5 separate regions of the Homo sapiens genome follow, and regions 2, 3, 4 and 5 are each linked to region 1. A link is a contact called in ENCODE Hi-C or POLR2A ChIA-PET data. All regions are on one chromosome and are shown on one strand. The core of a region is the stretch at or near the end of the contact, and the rest is flanking DNA. Distances in the headings are between cores, read along the strand shown.

Region 1 (2,700 bases), core at 27-2,526:
ACGAACTCAACACCTCCCAAAGCCCCTTATGCATCAGCCATGAGCTTTGTTCAGAGACTTTGCCATACAAGCACAGTTCTCCCTTGTTTAACCAGAAATAAATTCAGTTTTTGTTTCATGTAGTGAATGCAGGCATCTTCCACCAAAGCAGCTTATGGATATACAAGAAAATGTAGTTATTCAAATTCTCTTTTTCTCTCTTTTTAATGCAAATGATAGCTTACTATACACCACGTTTTGCACCTTGATTTTTTTCAATTAAAAATAAACCGTGGAGATCGTCCGTATTATCAGCAGCGATCTGAAGCGCAGGTTTGTTGACACCCCGTGCTGATGCTCTCTCCACATCTTTACTAGAAAATTTTGCAAGAAAGAGGGTAGTAGAACCACTTTCTCCTCTAAGTGTTGACAGCAGAGAGCTTTGAGTTTTTGAACCCTCTTCAAGAAATGAAAAGGCTCTTAGGGAGAGCAGTGTATCAGTTACAAGCACATTCTCTGGGGGTATAATTCTTGGAGATCTACTGTTAGCTAGGAAATTTAGAATTTATGACCTCTTTGAATCTCTGTTTTCTGACCTGTAAAATGGGGATGAGAATAATAGTATCTACAATAGAAGGTAGTTCTGAGGATTAAATAATGATGGAAAGTGCTTAGCACAGCTTTCTGGTGTGTCGTAAAGGCTTAATAAATACAGATGAAGGTTCTGATGCTGATGAATATGTAGGGAGATGCCTAGGGGATGTGTGGCACTTCTTGCACTACCAGTGACCCCCTCTAGAGGGAAGCAGAAACCAAAGAAGAGGGCCCTTGGGTTGTCCCCAGTGGGTATGAACTTCAGGTCTCTAGTGACCCCATTGCACTTTGATCAGAAGAAAGATGAATGAGGTCAAACAGGAAGGCTTCTGGCGCTGCGGGCGGGGGTGGGGGAGGTCATTCAGCACAGGTGGAGACTGGGACCCAGAGAGAGAGAGAAACAGTGAGGTTAGAGCAAATGAAGGATGGGGATTGCTTCTTGGAGCAAAATGAATAGGTGTCCAGGAGTGGTGGGGACATTGTGCCTTTTAGTACAGAAAAATTATCACCTCCCGCCCTTTGGTTTAAACTGTGAGCCCCACTCACCTGCAGCTGGCAGAGTAGACAGAAGGCTGTCTGTGATGTCACAGAGCTGGGGAACCAGGGAATGTTGGGGCTGGGATGTTTGGACTGGACCACAACAGCGAGGAGGAGGGAGAAGTTCTGCTGAGCACGATGCCATGCTGGCCACCAGACTGTATACTGGGGCACAAGTCCTGGGGCCTCAGGAAGCACCTAGAGGATGGCCAGAAGGGGGCAGTACAACACTGGATGCTGTAGATCTGGGTGCCATTCTGTCTCTGTCCGCCCACTGGGTAGTAACCTTAGGCAAAGTGACTTCACGCTCAGGTTCTCCCTCTGCAATATGGGAATAATAATAATTTTTTTTTCTTTTTTGAGACAGAATCTCACTCTGTCACCCAGGCTGGAGCACAGTGGTGCAATCTTGGCTCACTGCAGCCTCCGCTTCCCAGGTTCAAGCGATTCTCATGCCTCAGCCTCCCAAATAGCTGGGGCTACAGGCATGCACCATCACGTCCGGCTAATTTTTGTATTTTTAGTAGAGACAGGGTTTCACCATGTTGGCCATGCTGGTCTCGAACTCCTGACTTCAAGTGACCCCCCCCCCCCCACCCCACCACCTTGACCTCCCAAAGTGCTGGGATTATAGGTGTGGCCTTCGCCTGGCCAGGAATAATAATAATTATATGTCCTGTTTGCATTTTTAAGTATTAAATGAAATCAGGTAAACATTTAACATGGTATCTAGATGTAGTAAGCACTTTAAGAAAGGGTAGTTATTAATAACATATGCAAAAATGAAGTGACATTTTCTTCCCTATTTATTTTTCAGAAAAGAAGGAATCACTTTGTATTGGAGTCCTGACAAAATCTCTCAGCTTATGGGGCACTCTTTCCATTCCTTTATTTAGGACAACCAAGTACTATTCATATATGGGGAAGCCACATTGGATTAACATGTTCTCAATCAGTGCTATCATTTGATGCACAGAGAGGTCACTGGATACAATAGAAACAGAAGAAAGCAAAGGAATTCAGCACAGCTGTGGGGTCATTCATGTGGTTGGGGCGGGTGATGTGACTCCACAGCTGTGCTGAATTCCTTTAATAAATATTTGATGGTGAGTTAAACAGCCTTTGAAAGCTCACAGGTAAAGCCACATTCTTTTTTTTTTTAAATTATACTTTAAGTTCTAGGGTACATGTGCACAATGTGCGGGTTTGTTACATACGTATATATGTGCCATGTAGGTGTGCTGCACCCATTAACTCATCATTTACATTTGTTATATCTCCTAATGCTATCCCTCCCCTCTTCCCCCCACCCCACGACAGGCCCCGGTGTGTGATGTTCCCCGCCCTGTGTCCGATGTTGCCCGCCCTGTGTCCAAGTGTTCTCATTGTTCAATTCTCACCTATGAGTGAGAACATGCGGTGTTTGGTTTTCTGTCCCTGCGATAGTTTGCTCAGAATGATTAAAGCCACACTCTTAAATGGTAATTGAAGGTTCTCCATTTTGGCTGCAAGTGAGATTCACTTGAAGTGTTTTTAAAACAAAGAATACCTGGGGCCTAACCCCAGATAAATTATAATTTTGGTAGGGTG
Region 2 (2,700 bases), core at 175-2,674, 340 kb before region 1:
TCTGGCCCCATGTCCTGGGAAGTGGGTAGAAGAGCATCCTTCCTAGCCCAGTCCTATAGGAATGTGAGGTGTTGTTTTAAAGTGCTGTGGGAATGGGCTGACAAGCCCATTGAGATGAAGCACGGATTTCCCTAAGAGGTGACAATGGCATCCATCAGGGCCACTAAGTTTAGGGTTCAAGGAAACCAGCAGTGGGCAAGAGGGGGTGTGGCCTCAGCACTGTTAAATAAAGGGTGTGTGTGGTGGAGGAGGGAGATAAAGAAGCATGGACCTAAATCAGGAATAAGTTTAGGAGGACGCAGCAGAGTCATTCATTGGCATCTTGCTTGGCACACTGTAAACTCTGGCTTTATTCCTGAGCCCCTGCTGTCTAACTTGCATTGTTATACAGTGTGTAGAAACAGATGATCCAAACAGACATTTCTCCAAAGGAGCTATTCAAATGGACAATACGTACATGAAAAGATGCATATCCTTAGCCATCAGGAAATGCAAAGTGAAACCACTGCACACCCTCTAACATCAAAAAGGACAGATAGCAACAAGTGTTGACAAGAATGTGGAGAAACTGGAATCCTCAGCACTGCTGGTGGGAATGTAAATGGTGGAGCCACTGTGGAAAACAGTCTGACAGTTCCTCCAACAGTTAAACCCAGTGCCTAGCCCAGGGCTGGCATCCTCATCTTTGGTACCCATGTACCAGTTGGTGCCTTTATCTTTATTTTACAGATGAGCAAAGCGGAGCTCAGAGAAGCTAAGTGATTCAGGAGGCAGTAGAATGCACCAGCCTTAGCAGCTCAGGCCCTGGAGCCCTGCCCCAAATCCCAGTCATTCTGCTGGGCTACTCATGGGACTCTGGACAAGCTAAGTCACTTTGCAAGGCCTCTGTTTTCCCACCTAAAACGACCACAGTTAGCAACCTCTCAGCTTAGAGCTGATGGAAAATTCAGGTAAAAAGCTGGCACTGCCTGGCTCCGGTAAGTGCTCCATAAACGTGAGCTCCTAAGACCCAGAGTCAGACAGCTGGAAGGGGCAGCCATGGGTTCACACCTGGGCCCGACTCTCCCCACATATCTAATGTGTGCTAATTGGCAAGCAGCAGATGCTGATAAAATAATCTGAACTGTATGAACGGGCTTCTTGCATCCCCAAAACAGCAGCCTGCACTCCCTCCTCTAGGGACCGTCTGGTGTAAGTAACTACAGAGGCTCCTCAAATTACGATGGGGTTATGCCCCTATAAACCCGCTGTAAAGTCGAAAAATCATAAATCGAACCATTGTAAAAGTAGGGACTGTCTGGGCTGGGTTTTCATACACCCCCACCTTCTGTTAATTTGATGACCAACTTGGCCTGAAAGTTACCCAAAACTCTCCCTAGGGCCAACACTGAAAAAGTCCCTCTGGGCTGGAAAGTCTCGGCTGCAGGGGCTATGGGACGGCTGCCCAGCAGGGGGCAGCACAGGCCCACTCCGCTTTCCAAACTACACTGGTCTCAACCACTGGGCCCGTTCAGTCCTGCTGACCAGCAGCTGGAGAAATTTCAGGGTGTCACCAGCGCAAATTCTAGCAGCATTAGAAGCACCATCATTATTGGCAACTTCTATGTACTATGGGCTTTCCATGCATTAATTCATTCAATCCTCAGCACAACCCATTTCGCAGAGAAGGAAACTGAGGCATAGGTATAACCCGCCCATCCTGAGTTGGAAACAGCAACCTGGTGAGTTCTGCCCACAGGCCTGAGCCTGGAAGAATGTGAAATGGGGCCTCAGGAGAAGTAAAGACTCCATGGCTACCGTGGGGTCACCAAATTCTGGGCAAAACCTTTCCCGATCAATGAGTTGGAACACTGGCAGGCGCTTTCCCCCGTGTCTGCTGGAGGTCTGAGCATGCAGCATTGGTTCTCATCTCTGCTGGAGTGGAAGATTCCTTAGCGACTTGCTTAGACTCAGCTGAGAGGGCAGCAAGAAAGCAAATTTACATACCGGGCGCGGTGGCTACACCTTGTAATGCCAGTGCTTTGGGAGGCCAATGCGGGCAGATCACCTGAGGCCAGGAGGTCAAGACCAGCCTGGCCAACATGGCGAAACCCATCTCTACCAAAAATACCAAAAAAATTAGCCGGGTGTGGTGGCACACTATTGTATTCCCAGCTACTTGAGAGGAGGAGGCATGAGAATAGCTTGAATCTTGGAGATGGGGGTTGCAGTGAGCCAAGATGGCGCCACTGCACTCCAGCCTGGGCGACAAAGCCAGACCCTGTCTCAGAAAACACATATACATAAAAAATTTTTAAAAGCACATTTATAGGCCTGGTCCCCGAATAGAGGACCAGGGCTGGATGGCGCCTTGGGTCCCTGCTCCACCAAGCACCAGCCCTCACAGTGACGCAGGCCCTCACTGCCTACACACCCAGGCTTCTGGCAACACAGCCACTGAAGACATCCAGTCCCAATCGACTCATTTCACAGCAGGGGAAGCAGGCAGAGAAGTAGCTGCTGACAGCTGAGACAAGAAGACAGGTTTCCTACTTCTGGGGACTGGGCTTTTGTCCCTGCACAATCCTATCATGTTGAACCCACTTTTACTCCTTCTTCTTCCTACTAGTGACAACACTGAGCAATAGCAACATTCTCTGTGATGGCGAAGCTACTGTTTGCTCAGCAATGAGCACGTGACCAAATGGCACCACAAACTCC
Region 3 (2,701 bases), core at 137-2,636, 310 kb after region 1:
GGAGGTGGAGGTTGCAGTGAGCCGAGATCACGCCACTGCACTCCAGACTGGGCAACAGAGGGAGACTCCGTCTCAAATAAATAAATAAATAAAGCCAAACATACATAGGCACGATGGTAGACTTAGTTGTCATCCATTTTGCCATGTGCTTGTCACTGTGTCTCAGGTCTCTTGTCTCTTTATTCTCTGGAAGAATTAATTGTAAGCCATTTCATAAAGCTTTTAGATGGGTGATGGGGTTATGTTGACCACTCATCCTCATGTCTACCACAGGATTTCTGTGCTTCAGAATATCCAGTATTTGATAGGTACTGCTTTGTAAGTGGTCTTTAGGGTTTTTTTTGGCACAAACTCCCAGGTGGTAGGAGATGTGAACATGGTTTTACACTTCATTAAGCCCCCAGGTAGGCAATGATCAGGCCCCACTATCATTCATCCAGAGCATGGGTCTCTGGTGCTTAGCCCTGCACTGGGCACTAAGACATTCACAAAGCCAGGCTTCCGGCTTTGGGGTTTTCATCAATGGTTTAAATTACCTTCCTAGTCAGCTCTCTGCAACTGTCCCTTATGAAAAAGCTAAGCCTCAGTCACAGGGTGACTCACCAGGATTACACCACGTATTTCCCCACTTTGAGGCCTTTGCTACCTATGTCCCTCTGCTTGTGGTGACCTTTCTTCCACCAATGAACACATACTCACCCCGAAGGCCAGAACGCCTTTGCTGATTCCCATTGCACCTCTCCCATCTTGACCATCAAATCCTTCCTCTGTGCACTGCTAACCCTTCTCCAAGGTTGCCAGGTATTGGATGTTGCTGGGCGCATGTCTGACTCTCCCAGTAGACTGGGAGTTCAGTGAGGGCAGAGGCCTTGGCTTTTTTCATTTACGTATTTTCTGAGATGCAGTGACTATCACATGCTGGAAGGGATGACACTTGAGTCCGCCATTGTGCCATGAGCATACTTGGCTCTTGGTACCTATAATTGCCGTTCCCCTGCTCCTTCTTGGGGTCCTCTCTTATCAAAGAGAGCTCAATTCATTTCTGGATCCTAGAGGGTTCTCAGGAAGAGTGACTATGTAGATGTGGTGGAAAGAGAACCAGCTAAAGAGGCCTGGGTTTGCCTCTCTCCTCTCTCAGCTTCCTGGGCATGAGCAAGCCACTTTTCCCTCTCTGGGCCTCAGTCTCTGCCTCTCAGTGGGGACTGCCACTCCCAGCTCTGAACATGTAAGAATCAGTTGCTGTTTACTGTGCTTCTTTCAAGTCAACCTCCCCTGTCTTTCTGTCTCTGTCTCTCTCTTTCCCCTCTGTCCTTCCTCTTAGGTGCATCATAAACCAAGAGTTTACAGTAAAAGCACAGGAAGAGCTGAGTGATGTGTTCTCTTCAGGAAAGTACCTGGTCCCCCAGGGAGCTGGGGGCGCCTCCAGAGCCCCTGCCTCCCGAGCTGTGGCTCCTGAGGACTTTCAGTGTAGACCTGGCAACCCAACCTTAGCCTTTGATGTGGCTCTGACAGTGCTCAATGCACAAGCAGCTCAAATTCAGAACCGTGGAAAGGCTTGTTGCTTTCTGTCACTGACCCTGGAGACTGATCAGAGGTTAGGGTGATGGGGGGACAGCCTGGGGGTCTCTCAGGGGAGTGGCACAGAGCATGAATCTTGATAATCACACACACATGATCCCCAGACTTCAGGTAGGACCAGCTTCTTCTTTCACTCAATCTCTCCTAAAGAGGAAACCAGACCTGCCCTTGTAATCTTTGTGCATCCTGAGAAGCCATGCGATGCCCAGAGGAAGTCCCTGAAGGGCCATCATATTGAACAATCAGCCCTTGAATCTTCAAGGGTGTCTGTGTTCTTATAAAAAACTGAGAAATCCTAAATTTGTTTGTTCACATCTTGTTTTTCTTGGTAGAAATGATGGAGGATTCTGAAGATGTGGTTTCAACTCATGGCTTTCATTCATTCATTCATTCATTTTCTTGGCAAACATTGGAGGACCTATGTTATGCAAGGCACTGTGCTGGGCATCAGGAATACAAAGGCTTTATATAGGTAGGTTGGTAGATAGACAGGGATAGATAGATAGATCAGTGGAGACGGAGATATGGATCTAGTTTTAGATCTATATCTATATCTTGCAAGGCTTAGAGTCTGGTAGTAGATGCAGGCATCATACAAATAGTGACACAAATAACTGTGGTAACTTGCCAGAGGGAAAATGATGGTGAGCCATGAACCTATAAAATGAAGGAATCCTGATTTATCCTGGGAATTAGGCAAGGTTTCCTGCATAGGGCCATTTGAGCTGAGTATCAATGGAAGGAGACCCCCAAACCTCCTGCTACCAACACTCATCAAACTAATTGTAATGTGGGTCCTGGAATTAGGCTGCTTGAGTTTCAGTGTCTCTACTAAAAAGTAAATAATTTTACAAAGTCATTGAGGACTTAGTCTCCCTCCTTTTACAAAGTCATCCAACCCCAACCCTAGAGTATATCCTTCAGCCTCAGGTCATAAGATGGGTGCTGCTCCTCCAGCCATCACAATTATTTTCCGGTGCAAAGAAGGGCAGGACCAAAAGCCAGAGGGGACATTTCGTTTCAGAGAAGTTAACCATGACCTCTACTCATTGAATATTACCTACAACTCACCGGGCAGAACTGGATCTTACAACTACTTCTATTTTCAAGGATGTTGGCGTGT
Region 4 (2,700 bases), core at 142-2,641, 350 kb after region 1:
TATCAATTCCAGGAAGGGGCATGATAGTTATTAGCAATGTGTCCAGTTCTGGTTAAATATGACAGATTGGATACAGCCACTCATCTCTACTTGCTTCTAAAACCCACTAAAAAGAGAGCAAGAGAATGTAAGGTATAAATCCATGAAGATGAGGGGAATGGGAGAGGAGACAGCAACAGGTGTGCCAGAAACTTGGTAGATAGAAAGTGAGTGGTAGAGAGACCATGGAGGGGAATGAATGAAGAAGGCTGAGGTTAACTAAGGAGCATGGGCAGAGCTAGTCAGAGGCTGCTTGGTGCAAGTCACAGAGTCCAGCAAGTTCAGTAAAGGAATGTGTACAAAAGCAGAGATGTCTTTAAAGGCCAATGTGGAGTGTGGTTGAACAAAGGTTTGGTTTGTTTAGAAGCTTTTTTGTAAGAAACAGACTCTAAGATCTCCTCATTCCCTCCAACAGTCTAAATGACTGCCCTTTCCCATTCAGATGGTAGGCTGAGGTTTACTCTCTGGAAAGGTTGAGCCAGAGAGGAAGTCCGGATTCAAATCCACCAGGCTCAGCCTTCAAGGAGGCCGAGGTGCTACACTGGAAACATAATAAGATGAAAGTTTGTACACAGTGAGAGGCCAGGTTTTATGGCACTGTTATTTGGGGGTCCCCCAAGAAAACTGTGGGTACTTGCCCAATCATTCTGCAGGGAGCCACAAAGTTGACAAGCCCTGCCTGAGCTAACTCCCTATTAGCTCTTTCATTCCTAGTTCAAATACAAAAAGACAGACCATGATCAACAGACATTGGGTGGATGTCTCCAACATGAAAGACAGAAACCCAAACCAAACCAAACTCAACAACAGCAGCAAAACAAAGAAACTTGTAACAAACACTGTGCAGGATATAGAATAAAATACCAGCAACATATTCTTAGAGATAAAGAGATGATGATATAGGAAGCACAAACAAAATGCCAGAAAAAGATCAATGTGTGGAGAACAAGCAAAAGATCTTGGAAATATAAAGTGAGATAACCAAAATGAAAAATTCAATAACAAGTTTGGAAGGTAAAGTTTAGGAAATCTCCTTCGCTTGTTTGAAGATCTAAAGTTATTTCAAATTAAAAGGTAAAAGAAAGAAAATTCTTGGGTAGCGAATATAAATAATATAAACACTGGATAAAAATGGTATTAACAGTTGATATCATAAGAACACGGTGAAACATATTACAATATATAATATAAAGATACCATCTGTGAGATAATACATATGGCAAACATGCAGAGAAACCTTTTGGCCTTTGTTCAACAAAATATTAAAGGATCAAGATTCCAGCTCCTAAAATGTCCTCAAGTCTTGTAAGCAGTGGTTCTTGATCTTGGCTGCCTATCAGAACTGGAGTCTGGTTAAAATGAAAGAGGCTGGAGAGTATGATTCAGAAGGTCTGGCATGCCATCCAGTCTCTACTAATTTTTTTTTTCAGCTCCCCAGATGCACTGGGGTAGAAAAACAGCATCAGGTAATTCTTCCATACTTTGAAGATCATGCAAATGCTTCAACTAGCATTGAGGAGTTGTTATATACTTAAAATACCTTGACTGTGCCATCCACTGATTCATAGACCAGCAGGTAACCGGTGACTGATGCCCGGGGGGGTCGCCAGGTAAGGAGGGCAGTTTCCGACTGAACCTCAGTAGCAGTCAAGTCTCTTGGAGAATCGAGGTCTGGAGAAGACAGGATGATTAATATCGGATAAGATCAGCAAATGTAGGGCAGAAATTCGGGCTGGGTATCAAGAAGACTGGGTTCAAGTCCTTTCCCTACCACTGAACTACGTGACCTTTGGCAAGAACTTCCTCTGTATAAATAAGGTGGTTGAGCCAGATGATCTCCAAAGACAAATTCTCTATGGTTTATCTCATCCTAAGGGCTGGATGTTTCTAACTGGCCTTGGTTGGATTTAGAGAGAAGTATACAGCTGTGAACATCATTATCAAGCCCCTTGTTTCTAAGTAAGAGGATGGATGAATGCTAATATCAATACTCACCCTGACAGAGAGGATGGTTCCTCTGTTTCCCTGCTTGCTATAGTTTGTAAAAAGCTCTCAATGTATAGAAACCTAACAAACATCTAGGAAAAATTGCCTAAAAAATATGCCTCTTCAAAAATATTTTCCTGCCTGGAACGTGGATCATTAAATACTAGGTTTAGGGCCAGTGGGAACTGTTTTTCCACTTACAAAGCCCTCCTCTTAAAATCTTTTCCTTCCCCGTGGGGAGACCAAGGTCATTTCAGTTCAAAAGGAAATAGTGTGTTTCTTCAGGCCTTGACTGAGTGGGCACTGGTGAATTTAAGTGATGCTGATGTAATCACATTGCAAGGCCCTGACTTAAGAAAGAAGAACTGGCTAGCGGTTCCTGTTTAAGATGCAGGCTGTGGGTGGGCACCCCAGAAGGGAGAGCTTCCAGCTCTCAGTGTCTTTGTACCTGTTGTGAACTTGGCAGTGATGGTTGAGCTCTTCTGGGGCCCTTTCTCTGCAAAGATTCTCAGTGTGTATTCCGTGGCAGGCTCGAGGTCGGTCAGAGCATACTCCACTGTGTTCCCGGACACCGTGCGTGTAATTTCTGGCACTAAACATGAAATACACATACCAAGGCAGTCACCTCTCACTGTCTGAGCCATGAGTGGGCTTGGCAAACCACATACACACCTC
Region 5 (2,702 bases), core at 106-2,605, 280 kb after region 1:
GGTGCCTGCAGTCCCAGCTACTTGGGAGGCTGAGGTGGCAAAGTCACTTGAGCCTGGGGAGGTGGAGGCTGCAGTGAGCAGTGATCACACCACTGCACTCCAGCCTGGACAGCAGAGTGAAACCCCATCTCAAAAGCAAAATAGAACAAAACATGATGGTTGTCTTAGCAGAAAGAAAGAATATGAAAGATTTTGGGGGGATGGGGAAGAATAGATAATGGTTTTCATTTGTCATACTTGAGGCAATAAAGGAACGTCCAAGTGGAAATGTTTAGCAGGCAGTTGGCTATATTAGAGGTGGGAAATGAAAACAGGTTAGAGAGTTGTTCTCGCAGAGTAATTCAAGAAGAGAATGACATGAAGAAAGATGATTACTTGCTTAAGGTCATAAAACTGATAATTGGCAGGGCCCACACTGGAAGTCAGATCTGGCTAAACTCATGCCTCATGTTCAACCACAATAGTGTTCTGACTCTACAACTTTGTTGAGATGCAGCCAGAAGAACAGAGACTTAGCACTGGCCTTGGGGAATACTCACATTTAACAAGGCAAATGACTTCTTAAGAATGAAGGTGCAAAATGCAATCGAAAGCTAATGAGGTATGAGGGGAGAATACTGATGCTCCAAGAATGCCCTAAAATCTGGACAGGAGGGTAGGAACTGGTACCTTGGGCCAGGCAGCTTGGCTAGGCCCATTTGGCTTTAGCGAGGGCTGAAGTCTCCCACAGGCGCCTCCTGCTTTCACTCTGAGGACTTCTCCAAGACCATCAGTTGCACTTTCTTTTCATACACTTTCCATTCTGCCCACTGCTATGGTTCAAGCCAGAGAAAACTGTGGCCAAGTAGCAATTCTGAGAACATAAGCACGGCTGACATCCTGCCTGGTTTCTTCCACTCTTGCTCAGCCCAGAGCAGCCTGAGAGAATTTTGGTGAAGTGGTGTTTGGGGATTTTCAGAAGTGCCCTTGCAGGGAAGGGCTCCTGGGCTCTTCTCTGCCCTAGACCCCCTCCCTGTCGCATGCCTTCGGGTTCATGGCATGGGCTGGGGGAGGAAGAGGAAGCAGATGCCATGAGAGTGGGGGCGTGGGCATGTAGGTTGTGAAACAATATGAGAAACCTCCAGAGCCAGCAAAGAAAGTTTTATTTTTGGAATTTGGAATTCAAAGTTTTTCACACTCAACATTTCTGTGACTAGCAGGTGAGATAAAAATCTATGTCATTCCACTGGTTTTCACCTTTGTTTTAAATTATCTGATTTTAAACAGAAATTATTATCAGTCTGATATTGTTTCCTTTTCTAAAATGTGGTTTAATTTCGTAAAGAGCCGAGTAGGACGGCAGAGCTGAATCATAGGAAATGTCAGCATGCAAGCTCTACACCCATGATTACAAAACGGTGTTCTAGTAACCTTGGTGCTCTCCTTGAAAAAGCGTTCCTTAATCCTAGGTTTTTGTTTTCAACTAGGCAAATTTTCTCTTTGTTTGTTCTACCATATGATGTCTTTAATTTCATGCGAGAGAACTAATCATGGATCCTGAGTTTGAATCCTACTTTCTCCTCTTCCTTCCTGGGTAACAGTGGGACAGTTACATAACCTCTGAGCCTTAGTTGTCTCCCTATAAATGCAAATAAGAAGATGGACGACACACACACACACACACACACACACACACACACAGACACACACACACAACTGGCACTTAGTAGGTGCTGAAATCTTCTTACTTCCTATCATTGAACAAGATTGGATAATTTTTTTTTTCTTTTGGCGGTCACTGACTCACCAAAGAAAAAAGAAAAAATATCAATTTACTGTATGTTGTTAAATCAGGAGAGACAATTGTGGGTGTTTGTGTTTTGGATCTTATTTTTAGACATTACAAAAATGTTCCATGCACTGGATTTTGAAATTAAGAATGAGGAAACATTATTTATATCTGAATCATAAATTACAACAAACGAAAATATTACACGTATGATTTCAGTTCTATATTACAGGTATTTAAAGGGAAGGGAGAGAGGGAAAAGGAAGGGAAGGAAAAAAGGGGAGGTAGCAAACATACAAAATTGGCAGAGATATGAAAGACATGGCAAAGGTAAGAGACAGTGGATGTAGGTGCCATTGTTTGCAGATAAATATTTTTGGTTTTCCCCTAATTAATACTTGATCTATGGGTGCTAGAGTTATGTATTTGCTGCTGTAACTTCTCTTTGAAACCCATCTATTCATCCATTCATTTATCTGCCCCCCTTTCATTACTGTTTGATTTAATAAACAACTACTCAATATATCCTTTGTGTTTGGCCCTTTCCTAGGTGCTAGCAAGGCAAGAAATCAAGCCAACCTTGCTTTCCCAGAGCTCATAGTCTTGCAGGAGAGACAGACAAGTAAACAAATAGCAGCAGAGAATAATAAGTGACTGACTTGGATTTGGGGTGGTGGAAAGTCTTCATAGAGGAGGCAATTCTATGCTAAGACAGTGTGGTGGGTAGTTAAGAGCACGGATGTTACAGGCAGATAGATATGGGTTTAATCCTGATTTACTAGTTGTGTGGCCTTGGTCAAGCTGTTTAACCTGAGTCCTCACTTCGTATTTAAAAGGAGGATAAAACACAGAAACATAAAGTTTAGGCAAATTGTGAATAATACACATAAAAGCTTTGTATGTTGCTAGGCACATGATAGACCCTAAAATTGAA

What was found. Hi-C counts contacts between places; a loop is a spot of excess contacts on that map. ChIA-PET counts read pairs that join two places held with the same protein, here RNA polymerase II (POLR2A). Pooled maps may share reads with other maps.
Region 2: a pooled map shows a loop between it and region 1 (2.5-fold over the local background). The contact joins the enhancer-like site here to the promoter of TEX48 in region 1. A Hi-C loop is called at or near these places in 7 of 50 pooled maps. POLR2A ChIA-PET finds 5 or more read pairs at or near these places in 2 of 52 experiments (T-cell and activated T-cell).
Region 3: a pooled map shows a loop between it and region 1 (4-fold over the local background). The contact joins the enhancer-like site here to the promoter of TEX48 in region 1. A Hi-C loop is called at or near these places in 1 of 168 maps with a recorded cell type or tissue (naive thymus-derived CD4-positive, alpha-beta T cell), 2 of 37 single-sample maps with no recorded cell type and 11 of 50 pooled maps. POLR2A ChIA-PET finds 5 or more read pairs at or near these places in 11 of 52 experiments (AG04449, BJ, CD8-positive, alpha-beta memory T cell and 6 more).
Region 4: a pooled map shows a loop between it and region 1 (3-fold over the local background). The contact joins the enhancer-like site here to the promoter of TEX48 in region 1. A Hi-C loop is called at or near these places in 22 of 37 single-sample maps with no recorded cell type and 10 of 50 pooled maps. POLR2A ChIA-PET finds 5 or more read pairs at or near these places in 7 of 52 experiments (CD8-positive, alpha-beta memory T cell, OCI-LY7, activated CD4-positive, alpha-beta T cell and 4 more).
Region 5: a loop to region 1 is called in a pooled map, with 5 times the contacts of the local background. The contact joins the enhancer-like site here to the promoter of TEX48 in region 1. A Hi-C loop is called at or near these places in 1 of 168 maps with a recorded cell type or tissue (naive thymus-derived CD4-positive, alpha-beta T cell), 1 of 37 single-sample maps with no recorded cell type and 12 of 50 pooled maps. POLR2A ChIA-PET finds 5 or more read pairs at or near these places in 2 of 52 experiments (activated B cell and activated CD4-positive, alpha-beta T cell).

What each region holds. Positions count from the first base shown.
Region 1 is chr9:114,680,916-114,683,615 of GRCh38, forward strand. It overlaps TEX48 (testis expressed 48), which reads right to left and starts at 1,277. Exons shown (of 5, transcript NM_001199233.2): 1 at 1,120-1,277.
Region 2 is chr9:114,337,832-114,340,531 of GRCh38, forward strand. All of the region lies in intron 21 of AKNA (AT-hook transcription factor), which reads right to left. Among named protein-coding and RNA genes, the nearest start is that of ORM2, 9.3 kb to the left of the region's middle. Within about 2 kb of position 1,425, at least 5 of the 41 ENCODE cell types and tissues checked have a DNase peak (open chromatin) inside an H3K27ac peak, as active enhancers do.
Region 3 is chr9:114,988,550-114,991,250 of GRCh38, forward strand. No RefSeq gene overlaps it. Among named protein-coding and RNA genes, the nearest start is that of TNFSF8, 59 kb to the left of the region's middle. Within about 2 kb of position 1,387, at least 2 of the 41 ENCODE cell types and tissues checked have a DNase peak (open chromatin) inside an H3K27ac peak, as active enhancers do.
Region 4 is chr9:115,033,625-115,036,324 of GRCh38, forward strand. It overlaps TNC (tenascin C), which reads right to left. Exons shown (of 28, transcript NM_002160.4): 21 at 2,474-2,617; 22 at 1,580-1,710. Among named protein-coding and RNA genes, the nearest start is that of TNC, 83 kb to the right of the region's middle. RefSeq lists an enhancer at 1,762-2,700. Within about 2 kb of position 1,392, at least 9 of the 41 ENCODE cell types and tissues checked have a DNase peak (open chromatin) inside an H3K27ac peak, as active enhancers do.
Region 5 is chr9:114,957,321-114,960,022 of GRCh38, forward strand. No RefSeq gene overlaps it. Among named protein-coding and RNA genes, the nearest start is that of TNFSF8, 28 kb to the left of the region's middle. Within about 2 kb of position 1,356, at least 12 of the 41 ENCODE cell types and tissues checked have a DNase peak (open chromatin) inside an H3K27ac peak, as active enhancers do.